Regions from separate parts of the Homo sapiens genome. Here region 2 is linked to region 1. Evidence: chromatin loops called from intact Hi-C (ENCODE). Cell type or tissue: heart left ventricle. All regions are shown on one strand.

Evidence for each region. Peaks named below come from ENCODE experiments on the same cell type or tissue, not always from the same donor. Only the 100,000 strongest peaks of a DNase experiment are listed, where the experiment ranks them.
Region 2: a loop joins it to region 1, with 2.1 times the contacts of the local background. A loop is called at or near these places in 14 of 110 quality-filtered maps.

What each region holds. Positions count from the first base shown.
Region 1 is chr5:177,112,769-177,115,268 of GRCh38, forward strand. No RefSeq gene overlaps it. Among named protein-coding and RNA genes, the nearest start is that of NSD1, 20 kb to the right of the region's middle. In heart left ventricle, a CTCF peak has its summit at 1,286; DNase peaks (open chromatin) are centred at 1,050 and 1,293; H3K4me3 peaks cover 719 bases; H3K27ac peaks cover 612 bases.
Region 2 is chr5:177,196,477-177,198,976 of GRCh38, forward strand. The region is part of intron 3 of NSD1 (nuclear receptor binding SET domain protein 1); the gene reads left to right. Among named protein-coding and RNA genes, the nearest start is that of NSD1, 64 kb to the left of the region's middle. In heart left ventricle, no CTCF peak of the experiment used is centred here; no DNase peak of the experiment used is centred here.

The DNA of each region.
Region 1 (2,500 bases):
AGGTTGCCAAGTGCAAAAGGCACTGACAAGGCAAAAGTGGGTTTGGGGGCAACAGGTGGGGGCTGCATAGGAGAGAGATGGTGGGGGCTTGGATCCTTGAGCCCCCCACTTCCTGCTGGCTGGGTCCTGAGCTGGGGCTCCCAGTCCTGTCTCCAGTCTTTCTGGGCTAGACAGGGGCAGCCCTGCAAGGTGCCAGCCTAATTCCTCTGCCTGACCTCCCTGAGGGGACTCTAGCGTACCCTGGTGTGCTCCACACCGGCCCTGGCTGCCTCCTCTGATAGCCCCACCCCACATGCATACCTCTTATACCCTCGTGTTAGGCACCCACATGCTGCCTGCCTCTCTGAGCCAGCCCCTATGGCCTGTGGGAGCTGCCCTCCCATTCTACAGAGGAGGAAGCTTAGCCTCACAGCTGGGAAATAAGCTGAGAGCAGTAGGGAGGGGATTTGAACCTGGGTCTGTCTGCCCTCCCCACCATACTAGGCAGCCTAACAGTTACAGGCAGGACTCTGTCACATCCAGTGACTACATGACTTTGGGTGGACAGCTTTACCTTTCCCTGCCTCATTGTACTCTTCTGCAAAACGGGGACAATCGTAGTAATTGGCCCAGTGAGGTTTGTGAAGAGTAGGTAGAATGAATCCCCACAAGGCTCCAGCACAGCACCGGGCACACAGCAGGCACTCATCAATGGTTGCTTTTTCCATGAATACTATCTCGGGAACTGAACATGCTCACCGGGGAAATGCGCTTCATTTCAGTCAGGGAGAAAACAAAAGGAGCTCCAGGAGGACCAAGAAGGGAGGATAAAGTAGGGAGAATGGCTTGGGGAAGGTCTGGGCTAAGTCACTCTGAGTTCCAAGTACAGAGCAGGTGTTCAGGGCGCCAGCTGTGAGGAGCCTTGAATGCCACACTGAGAAGTCAACAAAAGTTCTAGAGCCAGAGAAGGCACCACCAGTACCCTAAGCCCAGGGGTAGGCTGCTCACTCCCCCAGAGATGACAGCACTGTAGGCAGTGGAAGAGGATGCTGGCAGCAGGGGCCCATCTCAGTCTTCATTGCACTCCATAGCCAGGCGCCTGTGGTCCCAGCTACTCGGGAGGCTGAGGCACGAGAATCGCTTGAACCCGGGAGGCGGAGGTTGCAGTGGAGCCGAGATCGCGCCACTGCACTCCAGCCTGTGCAACAGAGATAGACCTTGTCTCAAAAAACAACAACAACAAACTCCACAGTCCAGATAACGTTTTCCTGGGCCTGAGAACCTTCCCCATGCAATTCCCCAGCTAGTCACACGGTGGCGACAGTGCACCATGAGCCCTCTGCTTCTCCCTCCCTTTCAGCCAAAGCAAAAGCCAAACACCAATGTTTTCTAGATGCCTCTAAGAGATGGAGGGAGATTTAGGGAGAGATCTAAGGAGTCTCCTTTAGTCCATTCATATCCCCTGCCTATAGGTGAAAATGATGACTCACAGAAGTCAATTCATACCCCGAAGATCACCCAACCAGGTTTTGTTATTTTGTTTTTGTTTTTGTGTGTGAGATAAGAGTCTTGCTCTGTCACCCAGGCTGGAGCACAGTGGTGCAATCTCAGATCACTGCAACCTCTGCCTCTGGGGTTCATGCAATTCTCCTGCCTCAGCTTAGTGAGTAGTAGCTGAGATTACAGGCACGCACCACCATGCCCAGCTAACTTTTGTATTTTTAGTAGAGACGGGGTTTTGCCATCTTGGCCAGGCTGGTCTTGAACTCCTGGCCTCAAAAGATCCGCTGGCCTCGGCCTCCCAAAGTGCTGGGATTACAGGTGTGAGCCACCACGTGCGGCCTCCAACCAAGTTTTGAACCCTGGTCTGTGCGTCTCCCAGGACAGCTGCAGCAGCTGCCTGTCCTAGGCCATCAGTCCTGGTTCAGCCTCCCGCCCCCATCACTGGGCAGTGCTGCCTTTGCTGAGCTGACAGATCAGAGGTCTGCCCTGGGAGTGGACAAGGGCAAAGACTTTCACTTTTGCTTTCTACTTCTGAAGTTTAGGTCACTTATGTAGCTTTTGCACTGTGGGTGAGGCGCTGGGATAGTTCCTATCGCTGGGGAAGAGCTTGTCTGAGGGACGACGCCTCGGTGTTCCCACAGTTTCCCTCCCCCATCCCAGCCAAGGCTCCCAAGACTGAATTCCCCGGCCCTCCTAGCTTCTAAAGAGGAAGAGAGCTAACTTTGATGGAGGACTTCCTCTGTGCCGTGTACTATGCCGGACATCCTTTCTGCATGCATTCAGTACAGAGTAATGAAGTACACACTGTGTGCTTGTCACAATAGACAGCACTACAAGCTCTTGCATGCAGCAATAAAGAAATATTTATTAATGGTAACTTGTGTGCTGGGCGAGGTGGCTCACACCTGCAATCCCAGCACTTTGAGAGGCTGAGGCGGGCGGATCACATGAAATCTGGAGTTTGAGACCAGACTGGCAAACATGGCGAAACCCCATCTCTACTAAAAATACAAAAAGA
Region 2 (2,500 bases), 84 kb after region 1:
TAATGCATTGGATAATGTTGACTGAGGGAGAATGAAGTCCTGAGGCTTTCAGTTCTCAGGTTTCCATATCATAGGATGGCTCCCACGTTTTTAGCTTCATCACTGGATGGCTGAATAGATCGTCATTTACTGAGAGAACACCAGAGCATCTATAACTCAGAAAGGACATATTCTTGTTCATATTAGTTGGAGCCATGGGCAAGGCATGGGTGAGATTTTTTGGGACAAAAGATACTATGAGACAAAAGGTACATTGAGGAAGACATCATTTGACATCTGTATGAAAGAGACTGAGCTTGCTGAAAAAGAATGATGAAAAAGAATCAGATGAAACAGGTGGAAGAGGAAAAGTAGGAGAATGTGGCTAGAGTACAGTAGTATGTACTGGGGATATGTTCTAAGATTCTCAGTGGATGCCTGAAACTGGATAGTACTGAATCCCATATATATAATGTTTTTCCTGTACATACATACCTATTATAAAGTATCATTTATAAATTGGGCATTGTGGCTGGTTGTGGTGGCTCACGCCTGCAATCCAGCACTTTGGGAATCCGAGGCGGGCGGATCACTTGAGGTCAGGAGTTGAAAGCCAGCCTGGCCAACATGGTGAAACCCTGTTTCTTCTAAAAACACACAAAAAATTAGCTGGGCGTGGTGGTGGATGCCTGTAATCCCAGCTACTGGGGAGGCTGAGGCAGGAGGATTGCTTAAACTTGGGAGGTGGAAGTTGCAATGAGCCGAGATCATACCACTGCTCTCCAGCCTGGGCAATGGAGCAAGACTCCATCTAAAAAAAAAAAAATAGTAAATAAAAAATAAATTGGGTATTGTAAGAGATCAGTAACAACTAATAATAAAACAGGGCGGGTGCAGTGGCTCACGCCTATAATCCCAGCACTTCGGGAGGCCGAGGCAGGCGGATCACAAGGTCAGGCGATGGAGACCATCCTGGCTAACAAGGTGAAACCCTGTCTCTACTAAAAATACAAAACATTAGCTGGGCAGGGTGGCGGGCGCCTGTAGTCCCAGCTACTTGGCAGGCTGAGGCAGGAGAATGGTGTGAACCCGGGAGGCGGAGCTTGCAGTGAGCCAAGATGACGCCACTGCACTCCAGCCTGGGCGAGAGTGCGAGACTCCATCTCAAAAAATAAATAAAACAGAACAATTACACTGTAATAAAAGTTATGGGAATCTGTCCCCTACCTTCGACCCCAATAGCTTATTTTACTGTATCACAGGTAACTGAAACCATCGAAAGTGAAGTCTCACGTGAGCTGGGACCACTGTAGTTTAAGGACGATGTGGTCAATTTTGCTGAGTGTTGCCTAGAGAGCAAATAAAATGTCCATTAGGGATAAGAAGGTGGAGATCACGAGTACCTTTTTTGTTGTTGTTGGTTTCATTGAGGTAGAAGTTAGATTGGACTGATTTGAGGCAATGGAGACAGAGACAGAGAAGGGAGGATGCTGCAGGCAGATAGGTATATAGGATTCAGAAGGATTTTTATTTTTTGTTGTTATTTTTTATTTTAATATTAGTCTTATTTTTGAGAAAGAGTCTTGCTCTGTCACTCAGGCTGGAGTGCAGTGGCACAATTACAGCTCACTGCAACTTCCATCTCCCAGGCTCCAGTGCTCCAGGGCTCCAGCACTCCTTCCACCTCAGCCTCCTCAGTAGCTGGGACTACAGGTGTGCACCACAACACTTGGCTAATTTTTATATTTTTTGTAGAGACAAGATCTCCCTATGTTGCATGAACTGGTCTTGAACTCCTGGCCTTAAGTGATCCTCCCGCCTTGGCCTCCCAACGTGCTGAGATTACAGGTGTGAGCCACTGTGCCTGGCCAATTTATTTTTGACTCTAGAGACAGGGAAGTTTCAAGATGAAGGTGCTAGCCAATTCGGATCCCAAGTGAGGGCTGTCTTCCTGACTTGTAGATAACCACCTTGTTGCTGTGTCGTCATTTGGCAGAGAGCGAAAGTACTCACTGTGGCATCTTCTTTTAAGGAGACTAGTTGCATCATGAGGTCACCTCCATCATGAGGGACCTATTACTAATCTAGTAATAGTATTTAGTATTCTTAGTATATTTAGTGTATAAAATTAGTAAATCTACTTACTCCAAAGGCCTCACCTGTAAACACCAACATATGGGGGGGTCAAGGCTTCAGAATAATGCATTTCAGGAGGACACAAACATTTAGTCTGTAATAGCCCTTTTTCATCCTTCTTGAATGACAGTCTTACTAACTCTGAGTTTTAAATTGTCGTCAGTAAGCTGAATTCATATCCTTAGTGATAGTCTTTATCCAGGCTTTAGATTTGTATACTCAACTCCATACTTGAAGTTTTCACCAAGATGTCAATTTGAAAATATATTCATCACCCTAACATGGAACCCCATACTCTTTAGCTTCCTCTGTCTCCATCTTTCCACACCCATACGTGTTTGCCTTAAGCAACCACTAATGTACTTTCTGTTTCTGTGGATTTGCA